Linked DNA regions of Mus musculus: regions 1, 2, 3 and 5 are each linked to region 4. The links are chromatin loops, found by intact Hi-C in ENCODE. Cell type or tissue: heart. All regions are shown on one strand. Each heading gives the region's core, and the rest is flanking DNA. Links, peaks and the distances in the headings are about the cores only.

Evidence for each region. Hi-C counts contacts between places; a loop is a spot of excess contacts. Peaks named below come from ENCODE experiments on the same cell type or tissue, not always from the same donor. Only the 100,000 strongest peaks of a DNase experiment are listed, where the experiment ranks them.
Region 1: it touches region 4 in a loop (7-fold over the local background); 40 of 42 quality-filtered maps call a loop at or near these places.
Region 2: it touches region 4 in a loop (5-fold over the local background); 19 of 42 quality-filtered maps call a loop at or near these places.
Region 3: a loop joins it to region 4, with 5 times the contacts of the local background. A loop is called at or near these places in 18 of 42 quality-filtered maps.
Region 5: it touches region 4 in a loop (3-fold over the local background); 22 of 42 quality-filtered maps call a loop at or near these places.

The regions. Positions count from the first base shown.
Region 1 is chr4:129,926,140-129,931,915 of GRCm38, forward strand. It overlaps Spocd1, which reads left to right and starts at 2,628. Exons shown (of 15, transcript XM_017320505.1): 1 at 2,628-2,659; 2 at 3,110-4,064. The coding sequence starts at 2,658. In heart, for the core only: no CTCF peak of the experiment used is centred there; DNase peaks (open chromatin) are centred at 522 and 2,492; H3K4me3 peaks cover 796 bases; H3K27ac peaks cover 3,053 bases.
Region 2 is chr4:130,085,299-130,091,074 of GRCm38, forward strand. It overlaps Col16a1 (collagen, type XVI, alpha 1), which reads left to right. Exons shown (of 70, transcript NM_028266.5): 52 at 521-565; 53 at 706-759; 54 at 921-956; 55 at 1,192-1,254; 56 at 3,324-3,395; 57 at 3,574-3,627; 58 at 4,214-4,258; 59 at 4,439-4,483; 60 at 4,786-4,839; 61 at 5,209-5,262. Among named protein-coding and RNA genes, the nearest start is that of Gm46871, 9.0 kb to the left of the region's middle. In heart, for the core only: no CTCF peak of the experiment used is centred there; a DNase peak (open chromatin) is centred at 2,233; H3K27ac peaks cover 409 bases; H3K27me3 peaks cover 4,518 bases.
Region 3 is chr4:129,698,217-129,703,992 of GRCm38, forward strand. It overlaps a transcript of Tmem39b not described here and a transcript of Khdrbs1 not described here. Among named protein-coding and RNA genes, the nearest start is that of Tmem39b, 4.3 kb to the left of the region's middle. In heart, for the core only: CTCF peaks have their summits at 2,438 (motif pointing right) and 3,441 (motif pointing right); DNase peaks (open chromatin) are centred at 3,485 and 4,425; H3K27ac peaks cover 1,368 bases.
Region 4 is chr4:129,781,894-129,787,669 of GRCm38, forward strand. No RefSeq gene overlaps it. Among named protein-coding and RNA genes, the nearest start is that of Ptp4a2, 36 kb to the right of the region's middle. In heart, for the core only: a CTCF peak has its summit at 2,426 (motif pointing left); DNase peaks (open chromatin) are centred at 548, 1,138 and 3,418; H3K27ac peaks cover 1,249 bases.
Region 5 is chr4:129,847,502-129,853,277 of GRCm38, forward strand. Ptp4a2 (protein tyrosine phosphatase 4a2) reads left to right here. Exons shown (of 6, transcript NM_008974.4): 6 at 213-2,502. The coding sequence ends at 321. It overlaps 1700108I11Rik (a long non-coding RNA gene), which reads right to left and starts at 5,730. Exons shown (of 2, transcript XR_868199.3): 1 at 5,630-5,730; 2 at 5,002-5,199. In heart, for the core only: a CTCF peak has its summit at 3,208; no DNase peak of the experiment used is centred there.

The DNA of each region.
Region 1 (5,776 bases), core at 464-5,463, 140 kb after region 4:
TGCCTCTGCCTCTGGAGGGCTGGGGTCAGAGGTGTGGGCCAACACTGCCCAGCAGAAATAATGTGAATCTTAACAAAAGTAAAAGAGAAGAAAAAAAAGAAATTTAATCCCAGTACTGAGGAAGCAGAGGTAGGTAGGTAGGTCTTTGTGAGTTTAAGAACAGCCTGGTCTACACACTGAGTTTAGGACAATCAGAGCTGCATAGAGACACTCGTCTCAAAACAAACAAACAAACAAACAAACAAATTTTCTATCATATATATTAATTGTGGAACAAGGAAAATACAGAAAGCAAAGGCAGAATGTTAGGAGGAGCCGGCTGCATTGTTTTTCTGTTTGACGTTGTAGAACGCCACTTTGAAAAAGCCTTTGAAAATACTACCTCTCTCCATCTTAACACTCTTAAAATAGCAAGTTGGCCGTGGCCAAATCCGGAAAACACTCTACCCGTGGTGAAGGTTAATGTCACTGGGAGCTGTCACCTGCCCCAGTAGGACGTGACAGAAGACACTTCCCCTCAGTGGCACTCTGAAGAAGGCCGAATGCGGGAGGAAGCCATTAGAGAAACCCCAGCTGATAAGCACTGTGCAAGAGGAGTACGGTCCCCCTCAACAACTGTTCAAGGCTGTGAGAAACAAGGAGTGACAAGGACACCTTAGAACAGGAGATGGCAGAGCCAAGGACACTCCAGTGCCCAAGCTGGAGCCTGGGACCCAAAGGTCACAGGGGATTCAGAGCTTAGCAGACAGCCCTGTGGCCGGCTGCTGAGCTGTAGGGAGTGTTCCTTGATAACACACAGAGCAAATAAGCAGGAGAGCAGGCGAGGCATGCACGGAGATTCTAGAAATATATACATTTGCACCTTTATTTCTTCCCAAGCTGGAAATTACGCTGAAATAAATAAGCTTTTAAGACAAACATTATCCTTGAGTTCCATACTTTAAAAAAAAAAGTATTTTTCGAATGCTTCTTAAAAAGTGGTTTTGAAATATCTAAAGCAGGAATTTAGACACATAAATCCACAATAGTAATGTGAGATTTAAAAATACCCCACGGACATGGGGTATTTTTAACACATGACTGATATTTAAAAATACCCACTGAGGGCCTGGAGATGTGGCTCAATGGGCAGAGTGGTTACCCACCATGCCCGAAACCCTAGCTCCATCCCTAGCATGGCATAAACCACTGTGGTAGTCCACACCTGTGATCCCAGCACCCTGGAAGTGAGAAGATTAAGGCTCCCATTGGTTACTTACTGATTTCTAGGCCAGTCTGAGATTCATGAGGCCAAATCAAATCAAAATTCATAAGAGAGAGAAAGCAATTGACATATTAATTAGATGAAAGATATTTTCAAATATTGCTTCCATTCTCCCATTCCAGTGTGCCTTCCTGCTCTCTTGGGAAGAGGTGAGGTGGAAGTGGCTTCCCAGAATCCCTTGCAACTGGTATTTTATTTGTTGTATCTATTTAATTCGGGGCAGGGTCTTATACACCCAGGCTGGCCTCTGAATTCAAAGGCAGAGGGTGGTGCTGGGCAGACTTCACATTTTACTTTGCTTCTCTCTCTCTCTCTCTCTCTCTCTCTCTCTCTCTCTCTCTCTCTCTCTCTCTCTCTCTGTCTCTCTCTCTTTCCCTTCCTTCTCCCTCCTCCTCCTATTTATTTATTTATTTATTTATTTATTTATTTATTTATTTATTTGTCGTTTTTTTTTTGAGACAGGGTTTCTCTTGTATAGCCCTGGCTGTTCTGGAACTCACTTTGTAGACGAGGCTGGCCTGGAACTCAGAAATCCGCTTGCCTCTGCCTCCCGAGTGCTGGGATTAAAGGTATGGGCCACCATGCCCAATACATTCAATTTTTAAAAATTAAAAAATATTCAAAAACTAAAAACTGGGTGGAGGGGGGAAAGAATAGTAAATAAAGTCACCACATGTGGGATCAATAACTAATTAATCATAAATTATAATATATATAATCAACAACTAATTATACTATTAACAATAAATATAAATAATTAATAGATTAATGGATTATTAAGTGCCATATCACTTGGTTTTTAAATTTTAAGAGCCAAGTGATATGTGCATGGGAGTGTCACCCATAGCTATGAAATCAGGCAAACAAAATCGACCACAAAGAAAAACCCCAAAGTTCCACAGAGTAGAGGGTTGAGAAATGAGAGGAAGTTTAAACTTTTCTATTTCTTGACGTTCTATTCGACTAGAAGGCACATGTGTGTCTAGATATATTGTATGCCAGACAATATTAAAATATCTAATTAGGAAAAATAATCAGATTTGAGTTTAACAATCCCCAGGGGTTTCAGACACCTCCTCCACTCTGTTTACAATCTTAGGCAGCTTTCGGCATCCGGGGGGTCTGCGATTCCTTTGCCCACGCACCCCGCACCCCGCCCGGTCGCGTGGAGGCAGAATGATTGGCACCTCCTCCCAGAAGCCCTCGGCAGGGAGCGAGCGCCTCCTGCTGGACAAGAACGCCAGCACCCCTAGGGAGCCGTTGCTGGGCACCACCAGGTCCTGCCTCCCACCCCTTGGATCCAGGACCATCTTCTCCGCATCACGTGCTTCTTCCCTCAACCCCCCCCCCCGGCCCCCCAGGAGTAGAAGGAGAAGGAGCTGTAGCAGCTCAGATGTAAGCGGTTGGAGCTTTAGGTCGGAGGTCCTAGTGCGTTCAGGGACTGGCTTGATTCAGAGTCCTGTTTATAGGAGTGGGGTATAGATAGGGCTGAGATTTCTGCTCCGTGTGGAGCTGGCTTTTGCATTTCTGGGAGAATCTCCTCTTTTCTGCTCTCTGTGTGCTTTTGGGCAGTCTCTGAACCAGCTAGGGTGAAGCGAGATACCTCATTTCACAGTGTCACTGATAAGTAGTGACTTTTACCCTTTTTCATTTAAGCAGAAAGCTTAAAGGGTAAAAAAGCTCTTGGGAAGCTCAGAGGAGTGGCCCTATCTGGATAGCTTCCCTTCTGCAGACTAGTGCGAGGAGTGGGGGTCGGGGGAGGGAGCATGTCTAGGAGGTGAGTTGGCAAGCCGGGGAGGACTACCCAGTCAGGCTTTCCCTGAGACCTCCCTCTTTTCCACATAGGCCTGTTGACAAGTTTTTAGCCAGGGCTGGTGGACAGAGGACATTGTCTAGGTTCCAGGACTCTCTGTGTGACTTCTTGGCTACTGGAAGCTCCAGAAGTCTTTGTGGTACATCACTGGACTTCCCAGATAGAGTACTGGTCTGTACAGAGGGGCCAGCAGGAATGGAAGAGGCCAGCAGCCCCAGCTTTAGACAAGCCACCACTGTCGAAGGAATGGTTTCCCCAGAGGATCCTACACTCAGCAAAGAGGGGCTCAGTGCAAAGGGCCCGCCCCCATCTCCAGTCCTGCCCCCTTTCCGAAGGAAATGCAGGAAGTGTGGAATCTGTCCCCAGGAGGAGGAAAAGTCAGGTTTTTCCCTGAGGTTTGGTCAAAGACCAGATGGGGACCCTCCCGAGTGTGCTTCTCCAGAGGCCTTTGCAGGTCCCCCAAGGCTTCTTTCTTCTAAGGACACTGAGCCTGGAGAGCCAGGTGGAAGTTGGGTGGAATGTGCTGTAGAAACCGAGGTTGAAAACATGCTCTTTTCTAAGGATGGGGTTGCGCCAGACAGCCTTGATCACCTTTTTGAATTCCCAGGGCTCTTTGGAGGCGAGCCCCTTAGTCTGGTCACCCAGGAGCCTCTTCAGAGTCCAGCACTGTACCCAGAGGTGCTGACTGAGGATTCTACAGATCAGCAGGAAGTACAGCCCGCGTTTGTGGTTGGCAGCCCTGGCACTCCACCTGACCCGGTGGGGCCAGAGGACAAGGCCCAGTCAGGGTCCAGGATGGAGCTGGAACAAGGACTTTCTGCCCCAGCCAATTCCTGTGCTAGCTCCCCAGAGCCCTTGGGTGGGCTCGATGGTGCACCCCTAGAGCAGAGAAGACCTACACATGTGAAGAAGCGGCCTTGGACAAGTCCAGATGACTCAAGCCAGGATCACGCAGAGGGAGCCAGTAAAAAGGATTTTCCCAGACTGGTAAGTTGAAGCTGATAGTTTAGGGTAGGATGGCTGGGTGTGGCACTTAACAGAAGTAAACTCCAGTGTCTCTTATTGAGCGTCTTCTCTCGGACTTGTTCTGTTTGGTTTGTTGGGGACTGAACCCAGGGCCTCACACACGCTAAACAGACACTCTATGACTAAACCGCATCCCCCAAGCCCCTTTTATTTTGATATGGGGTTCTCACTAAGTTGCCTAGGCTGGCTTTGAACTCACTGTAGCCTACAGTAGCTTTGAACTTTTGACTCTAGTGCTTCAGGTTCTCAGTCTCTGGGATTACAGGTGTGTGGCTTACTAAGCCCAGCTTCCCAGATTCTATACATTGAAATTCTAGAGTCAGGAAAGGAAAAAAATAAACGACATTACTGAGTTCCTGTGAGGGCCCATTATCTGTTAGAGGCAGCAAGTCCTGGGTTCAAATCCTGCTCTAGCCTACTTCCTGGAGGAATTGCCTCCCACTATTCTTTAATAACTTTTCTCTCATTCAATAAGATTAATAATATATATAATAAGCTGGGTAAGATGGCAAATGCCTTTGATTCCAGCATTCTGGAGGCAGAAGCAGGTCAAAGGTAGGTCTCTATGCATTTGCGGTCACCCTGGTCTACAAAGTGAGTTCCAGGCCAACCAGGACTACCTGGTGAGACCCTGTCTGAAATAAAAAGGATATACACACCCCTCTTTAATGGGATAATGAGATAGGACATAAAATAAAGTGTCTAGCTCAAGATGGGAGGTAAGTCACTCCACTTCCATTATGTTTGCTTTTTTTTTTTTTTTTTTTGGTTTTTCGAGACAGGGTTTCTCTGTATAGCCCTGGCTGTCCTGGAACTCACTTTGTAGACCAGGCTGGCCTCGAACTCAGAAATCCGCCTGCCTCTGCCACCTGAGTGATGTTTGCTTTTTTTATAGTGTTAGTAATAGTCCCTCAAGACAAGAATTAGCCCACTTTACCAGATGGGGAAACTGAGGCTCGGGGGAATTAACAGACCTCTCCAAGTTCACACAGGGATGGAGTCGGGGCTTCCATCCTTCCGTGTTCTCTCTTGTCACTGTTTCTCTCTGCATTCGTTGTCTGTTTAATTATGATATGAATTTTGTTAATAACCATATCTAATGTCTACAAGCCAGGGGTGGAAGATAGTACTTATTTTTCCCATATAACCGATTGCTTTTATATTTATTGAACGTGTATTATGTGCTAGATGCTTTTGATATAATTATATGAAGCAAAGAAAAGGAAGTGACAGTGGGAACCAAACCCAGGAAGTTTGTCTTGTGTGCTTGCGCATTCAATGTCATCGGCTAAGCTTGTTCAACATGCCAGGTGCTGAGTGTGTTATCTGAGATCTTTGTACAACTTCTGAGGTAAACACTGATGATATATACCCATTGCACTGATTTGGTCACAGAGGCTCCAAGAGATAAAATGACCAGTCAGGGTCAAAGAGCTCATTAGTAACACTGAGACAGGAGGCAATGAGCTGCCTATGTGTTTATCCTTGTTTGTAGGATAATTTTATCCCAACTCTGTGATATTATTCTTGCAAGCATCTATATTTTGGCTTTTGTCGAGATGGTAGGTCAAGGTCCAGGCTATTCTCAAACTTCCAATGTAGCCAAGTCTGGTCTGAATTTCTGACCCTCGACCCTTCAACTCCTGCATGGTGAGATTGCAAGCATGTGTCAC
Region 2 (5,776 bases), core at 304-5,303, 300 kb after region 4:
CCTGGCAGGGACAGCATTGGTTTCCTGAGGGTTCAGGACACATGGAAGGAGAGGTGAATGGTGGGCATTCCAGAGAGAGGAAATAGCCATGCCCAGGCTCGAGGGTGCGACCCAACAGAGCGTGTTCAGGGTACAGCAGTCTGCACAGAGCGAAAGCATAGCGGAGGGAGCAGGGAGAGGGGTGTGAAGCAGGGAAGGGTGGCTGGTGATAGATTACAGGATGCCTGTAAACCCAGCCTCAGTGGGAAGCGTATGCCTCATTCATTAGACAGAGGGGAGCCCCGGAAGGCTTTTGAGCCAGCGAGTGACACAGTCAGAGCTGGACCTACACAAGAGAGATTAGCTCATAATTTTTGGCCAGATTGCTGTAGGCCAGGAGGTAGCAGGATTAGTTAGCGGGCTGGTTCCAGGGAACTGAAGGGCCAGGTGGAGAGGACACCCCTACCTCGTGCTCTGCCCACCCCCAGGGCCTCACTCCTCATGTTTCTGAGTGACTGATTCTGTTACTTTGCGTCCCCAGGGCCCACCAGGATCTGAAGGCCTTCCAGGTCCCCAAGGTCCAGCGGTGAGTGCCGGGCACGGGGTGGGGTGGGGTGGGGTGGGGTGGAGAGTGGGGGTGGGGGTGGGGGAGTGCCCTGGCCTCTCCCTGCGGCCCAAGAGACAGGAAGACTGGGTTCTCATCTGCATTCTCCTCTGTGGCAACAGGGTCCCCGAGGAGAGCGAGGCCCCCAGGGGAGCTCTGGAGAGAAGGGTGACCAGGTGAGCATTGTCTGGGAGGTTGAGGGGACTTCACCTGCTGCCCATCTAGGACAGACTGGAGGACAAGGACAAAGCTTGCAGACTTGAGGCTACCCCAGCCTGTTCCTCTTTCCACCAAGTGTCCAAGAAGGGGGGGCTGACCTCCTCATTTCTTCCCTTAGGGATTTCAAGGCCAGCCAGGCTTCCCAGGCCCACCGGTGAGTAAAGACACAGAAGTTCCCTGTAAGGCGGTCCCACTGGGAGGAGCAGGGCCTGCCGGATGAAGATGGACCTGGGCCAGGGAGGTAGGGGGTGGGAGAAACAGTCCAAGTGGCTGTGATAGATTTCAGGAGCCAGGTAACCACGGAGGGTCAGGCAGATAGATGGCGCCCACCAAGAAGGTAGGGGGAAGAAGCCCCGCCTCCAGCCCTGCCCACTTCTTCATTGACACAGGGTCCTCCAGGATTCCCAGGCAAAGCTGGAGCTCCTGGCCCACCTGGCCCCCAAGCAGAGAAGGTGAGCCGAACCCCACTTCTGCCAAAGCCAAGCAGCTGTTGCCACTGTTGAGAAAATTCACAGACAAGTCCATCTTTGTCAGGCTGTGCTCACCAACGGATGGCTCTGTGGATGGTCCCACGCCCTCTCCTAATCCTCCCTTCCCTACCCCCCTGCTCAGCCTTTGAGTAGCCTGGGCTCCCATTTGCCAGGAGACTGGCATAAACAAGGTGGGGGTAGAGGCACAGGACTGGTAGAGGCGGGTAACTAGACTGTGACAGGCCAGCTTCAGCCAGCTTCATTTCTCAAGGGGAAGCAGAGGGGGCAAGGAGCCAGGGAACGAATGAAACTGGGACCCCTTGAATGGAGGCATACCTGGAGGAGGGGTTGCCTCTCTCTGTAGGTTGTCCTCAAGGGCCCCGAAGACACAGGGTCACCTGTGATTTTGTGATAATCTTGGGACAGCAGCCTTGGAACTCTGCAGGACTGACTCTAGAACTACAGTGATAAGCTAGGCACATAGCCCTGCTGCAGTTTGGAGGTGACGTCCCTGGCTCAGCAGAAGCTGGGGCTCCCTTATGTACTGGGTAGGAGCTGGGGGAGACCCCAGGCTTAATTTCTAAGCATTGGATGGAGGAGGCATCCACAGGGCGCTGTGGTTTCTGGGAGCCTCTCTTCTCTGAAGCCACACATTAGCCTCTCACTGTACAATGAGGAAAAGAAAACAGTTGGAAGACCCAAAAGTTAGGGAGCCATCCAGGGCACACACTGTCTTAGCATCAGAGATGAGTGTCCCTCTGCCGCCTCCCCAGGCTTGTGCCCATCAGACGTAGGTGGACCTATGGTGGCTGTCAGCTCCCTCTCATGCCTGCCTTCCCAGTGAAGGATGGAGGTGGTAGCCAAGTCCTGCTTAGGCTGGTCATTGCAGAGAATCCCACACTGCTGGATAGAGGTGCTTCATCTCAACTCTCAGCGAGGCTGACATTGGCTAGAACTGTGCTGACCCCTCCTGGTCAATGGCGGTATTGCAACACCCCCGACTTTCTGCCCTGTAGCTGTGTCTGTCCATTGCCGCAGAGCTTCTCCGCTGCCCAGGGGAAACAGCAACCTTTCCTTAAGCATCTTACCTCTCAGTCCACACTCCTATTCTCCTCCCCAATTCCCTGCTTTGGGCTTTCCATGGCTATATGGCTGTTTGCAGGTGGTTTTACAGTCCCTGAGCCTTTTATTAGACAAAAGTTTGCGTGCAACCTCATAGAGTACAGACACAAGTGAGGAAGCTCTGGATAAGACCTGGAAGAAGGTTCTGGAATCTTATCCTCTGGCCCAGAAACCTAGTTTATGCTCCCAGGGTCAAGGATCAAGGGTCCCCCACCAACTCCCAGGGTGCTGAGAAGCGATGTCAAAGCCACTGGTCTGTTTCTTGACTATGTGCCACATGTTACGTGGGGCCCCTCCAGGTCCAGTGCCCACCTCCCCAGCCTCATCTCCCAGTCCATCTACCCTAAGGGCCCTGACACCCAGGTCACAGGCATGGGACCACTTCCAAATCTCTCTCTCCTAGGTCCCCTCTAGCTTCCCTCCTGCCTCATCCCAGGGACTCATCTTCAGAGTCCACCATCTGGTGACACTCCTGTGACATTTTCCCTAAGGCCTGGCCACCATGGGCCTCCACCCCAATCCCTGAGATCTGCAGCTCCATCCTTGAAAAGCTGATGTGGTGTTTCACTGCAGGCATGTGGCCCTCAGGGACCATGAGACCCTGGAGTACAGGAATCTCCTCACCTTTCCCACTTTGAGGCATGAAAGCCCACACACAATATAAATTAAACACACACACACATACACACACACACACATGTACCGGCCTCTGGGACAACCCTGAGAAGGGGCTGGTTTAAGCAAGTTCTCACTCCCCATAGAGCCGTGAGGGAAAGGGGCCTTGGTGGGTGAGGACACAGGTTCTTAGGGAGACTGTGTGGAATACATTAGTTAGTCAACGTAGAACCAGGACAGGAAGCCAGATGTCCTGACTCCCAGGGACCCCCTAGCATCCCTGGCCCTGACTTCATTGGGTGTTCCTGTTTCAGGGCAGTGAAGGGATTCGAGGTCCCTCAGGCTTGCCTGGGTCCCCTGGGCCACCCGGCCCTCCCGGGATTCAGGTGAGTGTGTGGCCTCTGGGCCCGATGGCATGTGGGATGGAGTACCTGTGTGAGTGTGTGTGCATGTTGTGGTAACAGTGTGAGTTGGGTAAGAGGTGGAGCCAACCATGGGGCTGGGTCAGACTTCCCTCCTCCTAAGCTCGAGAGCAGCATCTAGCCACGCCTTTCTCGTGCGCAGGGCCCTGCTGGGCTGGACGGACTGGACGGGAAGGACGGCAAGCCTGGCCTGAGGGTAAGATGGGGCTGGATGGGAGGCAGGAGCCCTCCCTGCTGATGAGGTGAGCTGGAGTCGCCCTTTAATCAGGGTATCCAAGTCTCCTCCCGGCTGGCCTCAGACTCCCCTGAGTCTCTCATGCCTCCTAATAGACTTAGCCAGGTTAAGTGAATTGGATGGTGACAGAGATACCACTTAGATCCCGAAACCTGGACAGCTGGAGGAAGTAGGCTGTATTCTGGAAAGAATAAGGTTGTAATCATGACAGGCCTAAGCAGGCTCTGGCTCCTTGGTTGAGATTTTTCTGGGCAATCAGAGAAATGGGAACATGGCAAAGCGGGGGGGGGGGGGGGGGTTGTGGAGCTATCAAGGTCATTTCCCATCCTTAACAAAAAGAAACCAAACCAAGGCCCACAGAGGGGCTGGGACTCGTTCACAGTCCCCAGTCAGTCAGAGGCTGAGCCAGACTGGGATTTTTTCCCTCTGTCCCATCTAAGGTTCCCAGCAAATCCTGGGGATGGAGATTCAGAAGCAGAGTGGGGCGGAGAGTGGGTGTGGTCAGGGCTGAATCAAACCTCCTCAATGCTTCCTTTTCTTTCCCTAGGGGGACCCAGGTCCTGCTGGCCCTCCCGGACTCATGGGACCTCCAGTAAGTTGAGCTGAAGGAAGGAGCCGGGAGCTCTGAGCCCCCCTCCCGGCTCTCCTCGGAGCCTCCATGTCCTCATGCTATGGTTGCAATAGACTCTACTGATATAGCCTGCGCAGGAAGGTGTGGGGGCATCTCGGGTATCAGATCTCGGGCACCACATCTCCCTGCTTTTCCTTCCAGGGCTTCAAGGGGAAAACAGGTCATCCTGGCCTCCCTGGGCCTAAGGTAAGAAGGAGGACTTCAGCTCAACAGACTTCCCCGGTCTCTTCAGACCCAACGCCTGAGTTGGGCAGCCCAGCCTGGGTTTAAACTGCCTGCCACCTGACCCCTGGCTGAGCTGCTACTCCAGGCCTGGCTTCCTGAGGCCACCAGGGCCCAGCAGACTGGGTCGGGATGCTGACACCCACCAGCTTGAAGAGTATCAGAGGTCCTCTGGCCAAAGCCAGAGCAAGATGTCAGAGCTCCCTTGATCCAGGGTCAATGTGGGGGTGGGGATACCAAGCCAAACTGCCACCTCTCTCTTTTAGGGTGACTGTGGAAAACCCGGTCCTCCTGGCAGCAGTGGCCGGCCAGGGGCAGAGGTAAGGACTGGGGTTCTGTGGTCATGCGGCCTGGGGCTCCACTAAGTCTGAGATGTAGCCTCTCTGCTGCATTATCTTCCCATTTTCTGCATTAGAGTGGCTGACTTCTCTCCTTGGCCTTCTGGTGTGAAATTTCGCCCGCTCCCCGGCCCCCCATCTTGACAGTTATAACTGGTCCCCTCCCTAAGAGCACCATTGGACAACCACCCAAAAGGCAGGCCTGGCCTTTAAGGCTAGAGTCTAAAGCTCAGAGCTCTGTCCAGCCCTCCATGGCACCACCACAAGCTCTGCTCATCTCTCCCCTGAAAGTAGCCACGGATGTGCAGGTGAGTGAGTTTCTGTGTCACCTCTTTCTTTCTGATCCTGCAGGGTGAGCCCGGTGCCATGGGACCCCAGGGACGACCAGGACCCCCAGGGCATCTTGTGAGTTAAACTGTTTTTGTCTCTGCTTCTATGAACTAGGATGTCACTGAGGGGGATGTGGTAAGCTCGTGGTGGCCACAGGAGCCCCAGCCGTGCGGAGATGCCAGGGCTTTGGACTCATCTAATTAAGTGGCTTTTGCTTTCCAACGCCTTTTGGATTTTCCGGGCACATGCATGTTTGCTTACCAGACACGAGCCATTCAGTCAGTCAATAAGCAATTATTGACCATCTGTTCCAAACCAGGGCCACAGCACAGAGCCACATAGACAAGGGCCCTTGTCCCATGGGACCTCCCCGCAAGCACAGGAAACAAGGGAATAGGAAAGGTTCAAGGGATGGGGTGATGTTACAGGGGAGAACTGGGTAGGGCCTTAAGGCAGCGTTTCTCAACTTGTGGGTCACGACCCTTCCAGGGGGGTTGTGTATCAAATATCCTGCATGTCAGATATCTACATTCTGATTCATAACAGCAGCAAAATTACAGCTATGAGTTAAAAATGAAAATCTTCTCAT
Region 3 (5,776 bases), core at 333-5,332, 84 kb before region 4:
TTGAACTCAAGACCTTCAGAAGAGCAGTAAGTGCTCTTACCCACTGAGCCATCAAGCCAGCCCTGCTGTTGTTTTGTTTGACAAGTTTTCACTGTGTAGCCCTGGCTGTCCTGAAACTCACTTTGTAAACTAGGCTGGCCTCGAAAGGAGAGACCCACCAGCCTCTAACTCCCAAGTGCTAGGATTAAATGCGAGCACCACGACCATGACACCGGCTCCTCACAAGCAATTTTAATTGTCTGGTGACTTCACAGGTTATCATAATGCTTGACACATATTAATCAAACAAATTAGAAGATATTTATAGATTTTACAGATTTTAAATTATAAGGGCAGACAGACATGAAAATTAGTAAATTCTGTAGTATATTAGCCCCTAGTAGTATATTAGAAGAGAAAGCAGGATGAAAGGAAAAACGGGAGTGTCCAGATGCAGGTTTAAATAGGATGGGGAAAGAAAGCAGGCTTCCTTGAAATGAGTCAGAGGAAGTATCTGGGGGAGAGGGAAGATTCTAGACAGAGGAATAATGCAAGGACATTCAGCCTGATATGTTTAAGAAGTAAAAAGGAGGGTAAGTAATGTGGGGATGACAACTGCATCCATCAGCCTGGCCAATAGGCAAGCATGCAGGCATTTTCTTAATGACTGATGTGGGAGGGCTCAGCCCACTGTGGGTAGTGCCACCTCTCCGCATGGCCTCTGCTTCAGTTTCTGACTCCAGATTCCTGCTGACTTCTCTTCATGAGAAACCATAACTTTACAATGAAAGAAATCGCTTTACCATGCTACTCTTGGTCCTGGTGGTTTTTGTTTGTTTGTTTCAAGACAGGGTTTCTCTGTGTAGCCCTGGCTGTCCTGGAACTCACTCTACAGACCTCAAACTCAGAAATCCACCTGCCTCTGCCTCCCAAGTGCTGGGATTAAAGGCGTGTGCCACCATGCCTGGCTGGTCCTGGTGTTTATCATAGCAATAGAAACCTAACTAGGATACAGGAGGAGATCCTGTCGCTGGTCTCAGAGGGCACTGGCACCTCACCTCACACACACAGTAACACAGAAAATTGCCAGAGAGATGGCTCACTGGTTAGCACAACTTAGCAGAGTCTAGAGGACCCAAACCCAATTCCCAACACCCATACACAGCAGGTCACAAGGGTCTGTGCATCCAGTATAGGGGATTTGATGCTCTCCTCCAGTCTCTGTGAGCGCCAAACATACACCAAAGCCGGGCCATCTGCGGGAATGTGGGTGACACCTAGCCATATTTTCAGTTACTGCTATATCCTGGGGACAGAGATAACAAATTGCTACACCTGAATGAAGAAACAGGATGTTTTGAACGATCCCTTTTAGCAGTAGGCAGAGGATAGTATGAAAACAACTTCCTAGGAGGGGTCAGACCTGGTTTCTGAGATGAGTAAGTTTTGTTGAATGGTCCAGTGTCTGTTGGAAGGCCCTGGGATTAATCTCTAGCATGGTCTTTTGTTGGTTTGTAAAGTGTGTTTGTACCATACGGGATGAAACATCTCTTGAATCTGGTAACTGCCTGTGGAGTTGGTAATGTTTATGAATCTACAGTGTAAAAAATACGAACATCGTACATAGCGAATTCCCAGGAAATATTTACTGAATTGACTTGGCATACCTACAACTCAGTGTAAGACAGCAAGGGCACCCATGGGTCCAACCGGCTTTGTTATGACCGCTTGCTGGACATCCATTGTTTCCAATAAGAAAGATGATTCTCCCCTGGGAAATCTGCCTCCCTCAGTCCATTTGTGGCTGAGTCTTCTTGAAGTTCCAGTGGGCAAATGATTGAGAAGTCAAAGCACTCCAACAGCCCTGCAACTCCAGACAAGTGGCTGGCTCGAGGGGAGGGGGAATTAGTGATCTAAGTGAGGTAAAATGAGATGTTTTCATAGTATATACACTACAGCTATCAAGAAAGAAATCTTGAGATTTCCTTGTGATGGCTGATGAAAGCAAAGGCTTTGAAGAAATGTCACCTGCAGCCACCCCAGCTGCCAAGTGATTTGGTCTCCCAAAGACATTTTAGATGATTAATATAAGACCATTCAAGGGTGTTCTTGTTCTAATCTCTTGGGTCACTTTCATTCTTTGTGTGGTTAGCCCTTCCATACATCAGCCCTCATACCTATGTTCTTGTCAAACTTCACATTTTATGTTTTACAGAGATAATAACAAAGCAAGCCACTGGGAAGCTTTTTGAGATTGGGTTTCACTCATTAGTCCTGGCTGGCCTCCAACCTCAGAAATCTAGCCTCTGCTGGGATTAAAAGTTTCTGCCGCAATGGCCAGCCTGAACACTGAGCTAAACTAAGCAAAGGCCTCATGATTTTTTGTTTTTCTTTTTTTTAATAATCTAGTTTTATTTATTATATGTAAGTACACTGTAGCTGTCTTCAGACATACCAGAAGAGGGCATCGTATCTCACTATAGATGGTTGTGAGCCACCATGTGGTTGCTGGGATTTGAACTCAGGACCTCTGGAAGAACAGTCAGTGCTCTTAACCACTGAGCCATCTAGCCAGTTTGAGGTCCCATGTTGTTTTGACAGGCCTGTAGTCTGAAGGGGCAGGACACAGCACAATGCTTCCTCCCCCCCCCCCAAACAGGGTTTCTCTGTAGCCCTGGCTATCCTGGAACTCACTTTGTAGACCAGGCTGGCGTCAAACTCAGAAATCCCCCTGCCTCTGCCTCCCAAGTGCTGGGATTAAAGGCGTGTGCCAACAACCACCCGGCAGCACAATGCTTCAAGTTAGCATTTCCTCCAGAAGAGTCTGGTCGGCTTGAGCATATTTGAGATTAGTTTTGTGAACCGGACACACAACCTGGAATAGCTGGGGAAGAATTTCAAAGAGGCATTTTCTTGATCCGGTTGGCCTATACTATCTTAATTATGTCAACAAAGAGGGAGGACTCATTTAATCACGCCGAGGTTTGGGTCCTGGACTGAGGAGAAAATGAGTGTTACGCATCTGTCCTCTCTGCTCCTGACGGTGGATGTGACTAGCAGCTTCAAGTTACCGCTGCCTTGATTATCATATGGTCTACAATTGGACTGTGAGATAAAATAAACTCATTCCCCGACCTGCTTTTGTTGGGGCATTTTGTATTAATGGTAAATAAAACCAAGACAATAATTGAAGCTAGAAAAACAGATTGGTAAGATGGTAAGATCATTTGAGGATCCTAAATGCTGCAAAGAATTTGATTCCAGGTCTTCAAATCTGTCTGAGAATTAGAATTAATTCCTATTCATTATTGTGGGGACTAGATTGTGGGTAGATTGCAGAGACACAGTGTATGACAATTCCGGTGGCTGTCATTAGGAGTTGGGAGAGTTGCCCCACTTCATTCTCTCAGAGTGGTATGTCAGTCTTATATCTGATCTTACTTCCTTACCATCAACACCCGCCAGAGGGAGCCACATACAAAGAAACAGGAGTTCCCAAAGCAACAGGGACGCGAAACCAGTTTCCTTTTCAGATACGTGCTAAGATTGGGGCGTGTGGCGTAAGACAAAGCAAGATGACCAGGCAGGTGTACAGTCTAAACTCGTGTCTGTGTGTCTTAGGCCCTAACACCCATGAACTCTGACTCTAAATTATTACCCAACTAGAATCCCTGGTGCTATCCACATAGTCTAGCTAGGTGCTTGGGGCAGCCACCGTGGTGCACACCCGACTCCCACACTTGAGAGGTAGAGGCAGGGGGATTTCTGTGTATGAGATCCAGGCTAGGCCAGGCCAGGGCAGAAAGGGAGATGTTATCTTAAAATAATAAAAATTATTAGTAAGAGCTGGAACCTGAGCCAGGATTCAAGGCCAGTCTGAACTAAAGTGGGACACTATCTCAATGTAACATCACCGTACGTGTGCTGAAGTGAAGGCGAGAATATCGTTATGTGGGAGCAGCATCCATGTGGCACTAGGAGTCCAACAGAGGACAGTGGCGGTAGTGTATGCCTGCAGTTCCAGAATTCAGAAAGCAGAAGTTTGACGCCAGACTGGACTACAGGGAGGCTGGGTCCTCAGAAAGCAGCAACAGGATCTAGTTTCTCTAACCAGGATTTACTAGCAAAGGAAGCACAGCATTACAAACACAGAATACTTTCACGTTCTTTATTTTCCACTTACCTGCACTAAGACGAGATTCCTCCAACACCAAGAGATGTTAAAACCAAGGCCCAGAAAACGTCAACTTACCAAAAACCAAACGGCATCTGAGCCCAGAGACGGGCCTGGAAGCATCCTAACAGCTAAGGGCTCAACGAAGGAGAGGCACGCAAGGCACAGCTCCAGCCTCCCCTCCCGAGCTTAGTCCTGGCTGGCGGCCAGGCCTCACACCCACCCTTCCAGAGCCCGTCCTGCCTCCACACTCCCACTCGTCCCCTGAGAGTCCATCACCCTGGCAACGGTGAGAGAAAGGCCCTTTTAAAATATTTATGTCTCAGAGCAGTCCAGAGGCTTGGGGAAAGCTGACGTCATCCTTCTCAGCTTGCAGGTGACTGACAAGCAGGGCAGCTGGGTGGGTTAGCCAAATACCCTAAGTCAGACCTCTCAAGAGAAAGATCCCTAGGATGCTAAGCAGTAACGGAGGTGGATGCTGTGACAGAATTTCTAAAAATAAGCCTGAAAGAAAGGAAGAATGTTGGGGCTGTACTCTGCCCAGCTCTTCAGATTTAAAACGTTTCTCGGGTTCCCCTTCAGTGGGAGAGAAATCGCTTATGGAATAAACACCAAAGGAATGAACTGGAATTGAAGCCAAGATGTTTGACTTCAACTCTGAGCTTCCCTGTAACCGGCTGTGACCCTCAAGCAGCTATCCTGGACCTGGAGGTTATACATGACTTACAATCTCCGAAGAGAAAGGCTGAGGCTAGACCACTGGCCCAGAAGCTAGTAGGTAGAACTAGTCACCGTTCATCGCTTGACCAAGCCTTTATTGAACGCTTCATGCAGAGGCAGATACTTGAAAACTTTAGTACAGAGGGGATGCAGAACAGCCCCACCCTTCAAGAACTTGTGGACAAGTGCTAACAAAGACGAACACAGGCTCAGAGTTTAAAATGCCTTACCTAAAGTAAATGATTCTCAACTTTCCTTCACAGATTACAGAGGGTGACCTTCTTTTCTGGGAGTCCTCTGGAATGTCCAAGGGCACCCAGGCTATAGGTTCCAATAAAGGTGTGACAGTGGGGGGCATATATAGTAGTATGTTCCAGAACATTCTATGGGAAACTAAGCAGAAACAAGAGACCGGGAATAGCACAGGAGCTGAGTGTTCTGACCTGGAGAGCCACACCAGGGATTTAGTCCCTGGTCTTTGGTGTTTCAAGACAGGTTTGTGTAGACCTGGCTGTCCTAGAACTTGCAATGTAGATCAGGCTGGCTTTGAACTCCATCTGTCTCTGCCTCCTGAGTGCGGGGATTAATGGTGTGCGCTACGATGTCTGCTGCCTTTCAACTCTTTAAAGCCATTTATTTGTTTATTTATTTATTCATTCATTTATTGTAAGATAAAGTGAACCCAGGTCCTCTACAAGTGCAAGTGAAGTGATCAAACACCACGTTAAGCCCCAGCCCCTCCTACTAAAATGCCTTGAGTAGGTTGAACGGTTAGCACTGAGCCCCTGAAGCTCTGAGGACTCCATGTGGGACTAAAGACTCCTAAGTAGCAGATCCTGCCTGGCTTTCTGTGAGAAAATCAGATCAAGAGGTGGGGTGAAACACAACTGTTGACTCCTCTCC
Region 4 (5,776 bases), core at 295-5,294:
TTATCAAGCACCTACTTCACAAAGCTCCTATGTGGACTGAGATGTCTCCCTTCTGGCAACTAGCTCAGATGGGCAATAAACACTAGCTGCTATTATTAGGTGTTTTGCATGCAGAAGTACTTCTGTTTGAGAATGAGGAAGGCCTTCAGGGGAGGTGCTAAGGGCTATTTGAGGGGTGCTAAGCTGGATTTGAGAGCCCGCTGGGGGAGGGGGCAGCACAGAGGAGCACTTCCTTATGAGGCTCTGGGATTAATCCTCAGCACTGAGAAGGGAGGGAGGGAAGGAGGAAAGAAGGAAGGAAGACTGTGGAAAGGTATGAGGGCCATTCTCTTAGAGGTATCAGAATTCACTTTGGCAGCAAGGAGAATAAATGTTTAAATGTTTGGGGAGAAAAGAAGGGACAGGTATCTGTGTGACCAAATGAGACAGTCGGATGCAGCTCGGCCCTGTCCTCAGGGCATTACTGGACCCCTGCCAGCAGTGGGGAATCCCAAAAGCCTCTCTGACTGGCTGCAGAAGGAAGCAGACATCTCCTGTGGAGAGAAAGGGAAGTTGCTGTCTGGTGGCGCTGGTGACTGGGGCCACACAGGCCTGAGGACAGAGATTCTGTGGGGGGGGTAATGGAGCTGGCAAAGCCACAGCCTGAAGCTAGCACAGGGCTGTCTGGCCAAGGGAGGAGCTGGGCTGCCTGCCTTCTCTTCCCTGCAAAGTCAATGAGGCTGGTTAAATGGCCTCTTTCTAGATTCTGGGAATCTGGAATGTGCCCTTCAATAGGTCATCTCTAAGGACCACAGGGCTCTATGCCACTTCCAGAACTCTGGTCTGTGAGTGAGATGAGGTGGCACATGCCATCCTAGTGTGTGGGGAGGCAGAGACAGGGGACTCAAGATCAAGTCTAACCTGGCCAACATAACTAAACATTTTGTCGTGAGGTTCCACGTGACCAGTGTGTAGGGTTGTGAGAGGGACCCGAGGCAGGCTGTCTCCTTTCTGGGAACTCTAGCTGTACTCTGTGTACTCCTTCAGGTCCACCCTTGGCTCCTCTTGGCTCTAGTCTGTGTCTGGTTCTGTCAGGATGTGTCACCAACAGGCCCCTTTACCCTCTGGTTAAACTCAGCCAATGAGAGGAGAGTTTGAGGCAAGAGGTGCCAGAGGGCTTCCCCTTTCATTGCTCTTCCTTCCCAGGCTGGAATGGGCCTTGATTGACAGTCACTGGCCTTCCTGAGCAGGCCCTCTCTCCCTCAGGGATCAGGTAACCAGCTCCCCTATCCCCTCAGGCCTCAGGGTAGTGACAGTTCCTCAGCTGTTTGTAGCCTCGGGTCACCGCACCACCCCTTCTGAGTTCCCCCACACCCACCCACACTGTTGTGAATAAACCCTCTTCAAATTATTCTAATTTGAGTGCACCATCTGTTTTCAGTTGGGACCCTGACTGATACATTTGCCAAATAAGGATTCTTTTGGTTGTTAGGGAGGGAGAAAAGAAGAGGGAGGCAGAGAGAGAAATATATATATATGCCTCATATACCTGATCTTGAGCCATAAACTTTAGACAAGTCTATCCAACAGTTGAGGCTTGAGTTTAGGAACAAGCTCCTAGGCCAACAGAGTGTCCCCCATCCTTTGGCTCTAGTCGCCTGATTTGCTTTGTCTTCTCCTGGTGGCACAGGTTTAACATCTTTAGTGGCTTCAGAATCTGAGACAGGAGGATTACAAGTTCAAGACCAGCCTAGGCAACTGAGTAAGACTCTGTCTCAAAATAAAAAGGTAAAAAGAAAGCTGGGTGGTGGTGGAGCAGACCTTTGATTCCAGCGCTGGGCGGAGCTCTGAGTTGGAGGCCAGCCTGGTCTACAGAGCGAGTTTCAGGACAGCCAGGACTACACAGAGAAACAGTGTCTCAGGAAAACCAAAAAGAAAATGTGAAAAGAGGGCTGGGGCTCAGCTCAGTGATAGATAGCAAGCATCGGGTTCTGAGTTTGATTCCCAGTAACCCCCCCCCCCAAAAAAAAAGCAAACCAAACTAAACTTCCAGGCTTCTCATCTATTTGGCAGGAGTCCCAAGTCCATTTCCAAACTGATTAAGATAAAGCTGAAAGGTGCTGGAGAGATGGCTCAGCAGTTAAGAGGATCTGGGTTTAATTCTCAACACCCACATAGTGGTTCACAAACATCTAGAAGTCCAGTTCTAGGAGATCCAATGACCTCTTCTGGCTGCTGTGGGCACTAGGCATACCTGTGGAGCACAGACTCACATGCAGGCAAAACACCTATACACATAGAAATAATTACAACTAGGGCTGGAGAGATGGTTCAGTGGTTAAGAGCACTGACTGCTCTTCTGAAGGTTCTGAGTTCAAATCCCAGCAACCACATGGTGGCTCACAACCATCAGTAATGAGATCTGCCGCCCTCTTCTGGTGTGTCTGAAAACAGCTACAATGTACTTAGATATAATAATAAATAAATCTTAAAAAAAAAAATACAACTAAGCTGGGGGTTGTGGCACACGCCTTTAATCCCAGCACTCCGGAAGCAGAGGCAGGCAGATTTCTGAGTTCGAGGCCACCCTGGTCTACAGAGTGAGTTCCAGGACAGCCAGGGCTACAGAAAGAAACCCTGTCTTGAAAAAAACAAAACAAAACAAAATGAAACAAGATTTTTATTTGTCTTAGTTAAGGTTGCTATTGTGCTGATAGAACACCATGACCAAAGCAACTCAGGGAGGAAAAGGCAGAGACAGATGGATCTCTATGAGTGTGAGGCCAGCCTTGTCTACATAGATAAGATAGCTCTGACTCCAGGAAAGAGCTATGGAATAGAGAGATCCTGTCTCAAAAGACAAACAACATCATCAACAACAAAAAAATGTACTTTATTTTGTGTATATAAATGCTTTGCCTGCATGTGTGTGTGGTATACTATATGCATGCCTGGTACCCAGAAAGCCCAGAATAGGGTATCGGATCTCCTGGAATTGTGATCCTGAGCCAGCATGTGGGTGTTGGGAATCCTCCAGGGAACCTGGAGGAGCAGCCTGTGCTCTTAACCACTGAGCCATCTCTCCAGTCCACACAAAGGTAACGATTTCATGATTAGAATGACTGTGTCTTCTTGCAACCTGCTTTCTACTGTCCACACCCCTGACCACCAGACCTCTTTACTAGTCAAGAAAGCTGTCTTTTTTTTTTTTCTCTTAATGGTTATTAAAGAGCATCTAGGAGCCCCTGCTTTCTAGCAGATAATGTTCACACTGGCTTGCAGCCACTGGGTTTAGTCTAGGTAAAGCAAGACCATGATCTATCTGAGAGCTGGTTTCTGATCTCCTGATGCTGGCTGGCATCAGGCGCTCAGACTGCAGGGATGACAGTCAACGGGAAATCAGCCTTTGAGGATAACCTTGGCTTGTTGGAATACAGGAGTTATTTAGCTAAATGGCACTGAAATATTATTCCCACTAGAGGGCACTGGTGAGCCATTTAGCGTTTCCACCAGGCTCACGGAAACTCTTCCCTGTAAGAAAGGTTACTGCCTGAAGCAACCTCCCAGATGACTAGGCAACCAAGTAAACTCTCCTATTCCAGAAGAGTGATGATGTATCAGAGGAAATCTGGTTAAACACACTACAAGGACAACATAAGAGAAAATAAAATCAAGGTATCTAGCCCCCCTATGTAAATACCTTAGTAATATTTTTCTTTCTTTCTTTCTTTCTTTCTTTCTTTCTTTCTTTCTTTCTTTCTTTCTTTCTTTTTTTTTTCTTTCTTTTTTTTTTTTTTTTTGGTTTTTTGAGACAGGATTTCTCTGTATAGCCCTGGCTGTCCTGGAACTCACTTTGTAGACCAGGCTGGCCTCGAACTCAGAAATCCACCTGCCTCTGCCTCCCGAGTGCTGGGATTAAAGGCATGCGCCACCACGCCCAGCTAGTAATATTTTTCATGTACATTATAGAACCTTCTAACAATATGGGAAAATACACGGAAGAGAAAATCACCTGATGTGTTGTGACCTGAGACTCGCACCAGTCATGGGTTTGACTATCTTTTTGAAACCTGCTTTTTCATTTGGAGACTATGCTGTGGGTTTCTATCCCTGTCAATATCTTTAACATTAGAAGCCTCAGGACAGGTCTTACATATATGCTTCATACTTCTTTTTCTACTCAAGTAGCTCCAAAGACAGAGAAAAATGAATGTTTGGGAGGGCAGGTGCTCTGCGAGGCTGGGTGGGGCTAGAGTGTAAAAACAGGAAGAAGCTATTTGGGTTTTTTTTTTGTTTTTTTTGTTTTTTGTTTTTTAAAAAAGATTTATTTATTATTTTATCTAAGTACACGGTAGCTGTCTTCAGATGCACCAGAAGAGGACGTCAGATCTCATTACGGATGGTTGTGAGCCACCATGTGGTTGCTGGGATTTGAACTCAGGACCTTTGGAAGAGCAGTCGGTGCTCTTAACCGCTGAGCCATCTCTCCAGCCCGGAAGCTATTTGTTATGTTACATTTTTTACCTTAAATCTTTTTTTCAGACAAACGCTATGTTCTACAACATAACATCTTGAGTTCCAGTTCATGCTTATTTTTATTTAAAAATACTGTGGCCTGGGATGGCAAGATGGCTTAAGCCATACCTGGTGTCCTGAGTTTGATCCCCTGAACCCGTACAGTGGAAGACAGAAGTGCAGTCTGGAAAGTCATCCTGTGACTATTGCGTGCATACAGAGACATGTGGGTGCCCCGTCACCCCACCAGACATGCACGGGCACACACAAAGCATATTTATGTATGTGTGTGTGTGTGTGTGTGTGTGTGTGTGCATATATATATATATATATACACACACACACACACACACACACACACACACACATATATATATATATATATATATATATATATATATATATATATAGTATCTAGATCTCACTATGTAGACCTAGCTGTCTTGGAGTGCACAGAGATCTGCCTGCCTTTGTCTCATGAGTGCAGAAACTAAGATGTGCTTCTATGCCTGACATTTTTTTTTTTTTTTTTTTTTGGTTTTTCGAGACAGGGTTTCTCTGTGTAGCCCTGGCTGTCCTGGAACTCACTTTGTAGACCAGGATGGCCTCGAACTCAGAAATCCGCCTGCCTCTGCCTTCCGAGTGCTGGGATCAAAGGCATGCGCCACCACTCCCAGCGCCTGACATATTTTTTTTAATTTGTATTAATGTTTATCTATTTATAATATTTATTGGCTTTTGAGACACAAGCTCTCTACATAGCCCTGGCTGTCCTAGGACTTGCTATGTGGACCAGGCTGGCCTCAAACGCAGAGAAATCTGCCTGCCATTCTCTCTGGAGTGCTGGGATTAAAGGCGTGCCTAACTATTTATTTTAATTTTATGTGTATGAGTTATTTTGTTTTGTATTGATTTCTTTTGAGACAGGGTTTCTCTGTGTAGTTTTGGATTTCCTGGAGCTCACTCTGTAGACCAGGCTGGCCTCAAAATCAGAGATCCACCTGCCTCTGCCTCCCAAGCACTGGGATTAAAGGTGTGCACTGTCATGCCAGGCTGTTTTTTGTTTTTAAAAAATGTGAGCCAGGTGGTGGTGGTGGCATACGCCTTTAATCCCAGCACTTGGGAGGCAGAGGCAGGCGGATTTCTGAGTTCGAGGACAGCCTGGTCTACAGAGTGAGTTCCAGGACAGCCAGGGCTACATAGAAAAAAAAATGTGTATGGGTGATTTGCTGCCTGCATGTATGTATGTGCAGCACATGTGTGCCTGGTCCCTGCTAAGGCC
Region 5 (5,776 bases), core at 410-5,409, 66 kb after region 4:
AACAACTAAGGCTACAGAGAGAAACACTTTCTTGGAAAAACAAAAGGAAAAAAAAAAGTTGATGTTTCAGCTTTGTAAAGTAATGTGCTATGGAAACTATGTAGGCTTTCAGCTAGGGAGAGCTAACTAGAAGTGTTATTCTAGACATAGCACACGTCAGTAAGCTCTACAGCTCTTTGCTACATGATAGTGTGCTGTTCTTATGTTTTCAGAAAAAGAAGAGGAGCATTCAATTCCAAACAGCTGCTTTACTTGGAGAAGTACCGACCTAAGATGCGGTTACGCTTCAGAGATACCAATGGGCACTGCTGTGTTCAGTAGAAGTAGAAGCAGGCTGGCTGGATCGTGGCATTAGAGGGAACTCTTGGTACCTGGAAATGTGAATCTGGATTCTTACCTGTGTCATCAGAGTAGTAATGGATTCAGTACTCCTCAACTCCTAATGATTGAGAAGAAGGCAAACGATAAAGAAATCCCTCTATTACACGAATAAAATGTTTAAGAAAAGAAAAAAGAAAGGAAAGGGGATTAATTTAGTGAAAGATGATTTTGCTCCTAGTTTTGATTTCTGCCAGGATTGAATTATTTCAAAATCTCCTGTGTTTTTTAAGCTTTTTCAAAATAGATGTCTGAGGAAAACCAGCAGAATATTAACCAGTGTGGAGCCAGTTGTTGGGAGCACACACTTCCATTATGCTTGGCACATAGGTCTCCTTGTGGTGGGTGGGATCTGGGGGAGGTAGATTTTCCTCATCTCTCTTCCTGCCTCCCTCCCATCTCCTGATCCACATAGATGGAATAGAAAGCAGCCTTTGTTGCTGTAGATGTGCGTGTGTCTGGCAGCCTTAAGCCCACCTGGGCACTTTTAGGGAAAAAAAAAAAAAAACAAAAAAAACCAACAAAAAAATAAATAAAAATAAAAGCAAAGAAAAGGCAGTGGCGCATATATTCTGTGGTCCAGGCTGTTTCTAGTCTATTGATGATGGATGCTTATATTAGTTTTTTTTTTTAACCCCCTTGTGCCCCTGATCTACCATTAGGGTGTGAGAGGTAGCCAGGAACCTTTGGTTTTATAAATGGTGACGAAATGACATCCTAAACAGAGTCTTTCTCCTGTAATTTAGCTGAGAGAATTCTTTTTCCCAACAGTGAAACAAGTGGGCCTCCTAGAAACTTTATTGCAGAGATGACTGGAGGCCATTGGTGTTTCCAGGAGAGCTAGCATGTTTCTACAAGTGTAGGACTGGATTGTGGATCTGCTATCTAACAATGTCATGGAAAAGTGGTATCTTAAAATTTTAGGACCGATTTCAGAAATAGTCAAAGGAGCAACAGAACATTCATTGTATTTTGGTCTTGAGAAATGCCTATAGTTTTCCAAATTATTCTTGTACAGTTTTATTTGTACAGTTCAGTGTAACCACCTATCATCTTGTTAACACTAGATTCTTCTGAGATTCAAAAAGAAAAATCACTGTCAGAGCTAGCCTTGCCTAGTGAGTCTGTGTCCACAGGCTGTAACAGGGTGGAAGAGCAACAGTAGGCAGCCCAGGGAGCAGCATGTGCTCACGGCATCATGTGGCAGTGGTGTGGGGTCTCTGCTCAGTGTGTTGATACAGAAAAGCTGTTTTTCCTTGTTTGCAGAAGTTGACCAGACAAAGCAAATGGAGGGGCACCTCTGTGTACCCTCTTCACCTAAGTGTTTATAACCAGCAGTACCCTGCTACAAGCCTTGGGTGCAGCCATCACTGGATTTTGATCGTCAGGCCAGCAGGATGGATGACATCTCATTGATAGTACCCAGATGTTGGTGGCTTTCTGAGTTGCCTGTTTACTGTTGATGCAATTGTTTTGATTTTTAACTAAATGCAAATACCTTCCTGCCTCATCCCAGAAAATGAAAAATAATGCTTTTGACACTGTTTCTAGAATTTTAAAGTTGAAAAATGATGATATAATCCAGAAATTGTTACTTCGGAGCATGACAATAGATTTCTTTAACAAAGACTCAAGATCAAATTTCTTACCTAAAAGTTTAGGTTAACTGTTGACTCCTCAAGGGTTTTGATCAATATCACCCAAACCTTTTCCACTTGACATGCTAGAATTTTGGTGTGTGTGTGTGTGTGTGTGTATTTGTTCACGAGCACAATAGCTCCCATGGGGGTCTGCACATGCAGGTGTCCACCAGCATAGCCTGCCTGAGATAGTGTCATTCCTGGTTCTGGGGAGAAGGGTGTGTGAAGGAGAATAAAGCAGCCCTTTGTCTTAAAGAAGACTAATGTTAATTGTTCTCAGAACTGGACGTTTTTTTTCCCCCCATCAAAATTAAAACTCTTTCTTTTGGATTTAATGAAGTATTGCTAACTGAAGCCAGTTTGACTTGTGAGAGAGGTTAGACTGACAGAAGGTGTGCAGCCTGATTTACAACCAAACCCTGAACCCTTTTGAAGAACAATAAAACATATTTTACATGCTTTTTGTGAATTTCTTCCCCACTCCTAAACAGTTCATGTTTGCTCTCCTTTCTCTGCTTGGCATTCTCAAGGTCTGATTTGTGTCCCATTATTAATGGATACGTTAGAGAGGTGAAGTGAGAGGTATTTAGTAAGTATGTACTTGACCAATCTCATTCTAAGGAATTCATTTTTGTTATAGGTTTGCATAATGTATTACAACTTAGATTTAAATAAACCTTTTTGGGGGAGTGGGGTGGGTTGGGGAGGGGAGGGGGCTTTGCAAGACAGGGTTTCTCTGTGTAGCTCTTTCTGTCCTGGAACTCACTTTGTAGACCAGGCTGGCCTCCAACTCAGAGATCCATCTTGCTCAGAGATCCATCTTGCTCAGCCTTCTCCTGAGTGTGGGATTAAATACCTGTGCTACCACTGCCCAGCTCTTTTTACACTTTTTTTTTTTTCTTTTCTTTTCTGGTTTTTCAAGACAGGGTTTCTCTGTGAGGTCTTTAAAGTGGAGAATTAGCTGCTTTAATGTATCATAGAATTTCTCTTTAGTCACTGGTAAACTAGATAAATTTAAGCAGGACTTCAACCTAAAGAAAACAAAGTTTTAGTGGGTACAATGAGAATTTTGGTTTCTTTAAGAACAAATGTGTCAGGAATGTTTAATCCCCTATGTGGGACTTGGAGCTGCTTTAGAGTGTCCGCAACAGCTGGTTGTGATTTGCTTCATGCTCCAGCAGGGGAGCAATTACACCAGCTGCAGGTGGTTTCTGCATGTGTTTGACATTCGCAGTTCTAGGGACTCTTTGAAAGGATATATATGGTAGATCCAATCAACCACTTTTGCTATTTGTCAAGTGGTTGTGGGTAAAGAAATGAAAAGAAATTGGATATCCTGACTGGAACAAACTTGCACCAAGGAACTTGGTGCCTCAATGCCCTCTTTTCCCTAGTGTTAGGGGCTTGGAAGGTAGAGTTGGGGGTGGAGGGAGAAGGGTGATAATGAAAGGAATCCACCAGGCAGTGGTGGCGCATGCCTTTAATCCCAGCACTTGGGAGGCAGAGGCAGGTACATTTCTGAGTTTGAGGCCAGCCAGGGCTACAAAGAGAAACCTGTCTCGAAAAACCAAAAAAAAAAAAAAAAAAAAAACCAAAACAAAAACCATAAAGTAGCCAAAAGTCTGGCTACAGATAGAGACTGGGTGTGATGCTAGCCTAAGTACTTTGGTCCTGTCTAGGTTAGACAGGACCAGGGAGTTCAAAGCTACCCTGGGCTTTATGGCAAGAGCCAGTCCATCTTGGTGAGCAGTTACAACGGACAGCTTTGTGCTGTGCTACTTAGGCGCCGTGGGTCACATTGCTTGGTTTTAACCTTGTGCCTTGCATTAGCCCTCTTAACTTCTGTGGTTGGTTATGATCATTACTCTTGGCTCTAAATGGCATGCTTTGTCTTTTCACTCTGGCTGAACTTGGTTTTGGTTCAGCTCCTCTGATATTGTGTATCTGACCATGCCGATGCATCTAAAGTTTCATGGCCTTGTGTCAACCTTAGTGCTCTTTCCAACTTGCCACATCTGCCTCATTTAGCTCTTTTTCTTTGGGGGTTCTTACTTCTTTAATGCCTTCCTTACTTTAGTTCTAATTGGTTTTTAAACCCAGAAACAAGGAACCTGGAAAACAGCTCAGCGGGTAAAAAGGCTGAGCTCATCCCTGGAGCCCGTGCTTGAGAGAGAGAGCTGGATGCTACGGATAGTTGTCATCCCAGCACTCCTGAGGAGAGAGAGCGAGCAGAGCCAGCTTGTGATAGTGCTGGATGGTCTCAACAATGACAGCTGAAAGCTGTCCTCTCACTGTCACAGTGTGCCCTGGCCAGTGTGTCCCAGCGCTCACACCAAAGCTTTGAAAGAAGCTTGCCAGGTTACACCTTACCCAGCCATCTCTGGTGGGCACGCAATGCCACTGTCTTAGTTACTACTACCAACATACCCAGTGTAAAGGGTCCCATTCTATAGTATTTCTAAGATTTAGAAAAGAAAAATTTGATGTGTGTGTGCCACATGTGTGCAGGTATCCATGGAAACCAAGAGACAGAATTGGATCCCCTGGAACTACTGCTGAAGAAACGTGGGCCCTCTGCAGAACCTGCAAAAGCACTCACACCGCCAACCAACTCTCCAGCCACCTCCCTTTTATTTTTTTAATTTTAAGGCAAGCATTTCCATCTTCTTAAATCTCATCCCTTATTTGATTAAAGGTTCAAATTTAAGTGCCTTTTTCTGATACCCTTTTCATTAACTTTTCTACATAATTCCCACCAACTTATAAACATACTATTTATTGCATGATAAGAGTCAGAGCTGAGGCTGGCAAGATGGCTCAGTGGTTAAGAGCGCCGACTGCTCTTTCGAAGGTCCAGAGTTCAAATCTCAGCAACCACGTGGTGGCTCACAACTATCCGTAACGAAATCTGATGCCCTCTTTTGGAGTGTCTGAAGACAGCTACAGTGTACTTACATATAATAAATCTTTAAAAAAAAAAAGCTGGAGTTGGTGGTATAAACCTTTAATCTTGGCATTATTTGGATAGCAGAGGTCGGAAGATCACTTGAGTTTAAGACCACCCTGGTCTGTGAAGTGAGTTCCAAGGTAGCCATGGCTTTGTAGAGAGAACCTGTCTTTATTTGGTTTGAGGAGTTGGCAAGATGGCCACCATGCCTGAGTTTGATCCTTGGAGCCTGTGCTGTAACACACAAGTGTGTACACATACAAAAGACAAATCGTTTTGATTTCACATCTACCTTGTTCTGACACAGAAACACACCCTGTACTGGGAATTGAACACTACAGTTAAATTTCTCTTTAATTTACAGTAAAACTAAACTTACATTCTCCTTTGAGTCTGTTCCAGCATAGATTGTTTTGTGGTTTGGGTTTTTTATTTTTGAAACAGGGTCTCTATAGGCTGGTCTATAACTTCTTATGTAGACCAGACGTCTTATTTGGGATTTTTATCCTCCGGCCCCTTTTAAGTGCTGGATTTCAGGCATGCACTGCCCTCTCTGTCTCCCAGTGAGAATTTTTATTTCATTGGGATTACTCCTATAAAGACCACCAGAAGTTCTGTTGCACTTAGTTTAGTGGTGGGTTCTCCTAGTGTTGGATTTGTCTACCTGGTGGGATTGATGCCACTGAAGTCTTCATTGAGCTGGGCAGTTGTGCTGCATGCCTTTCATCCCAGCACCCAGAAGACACAGGCAGGCAGCAGATCTCTTCGAGTTTGAGAACAGCCTGGTTTACAACAGCCAGGGCCTCAACAC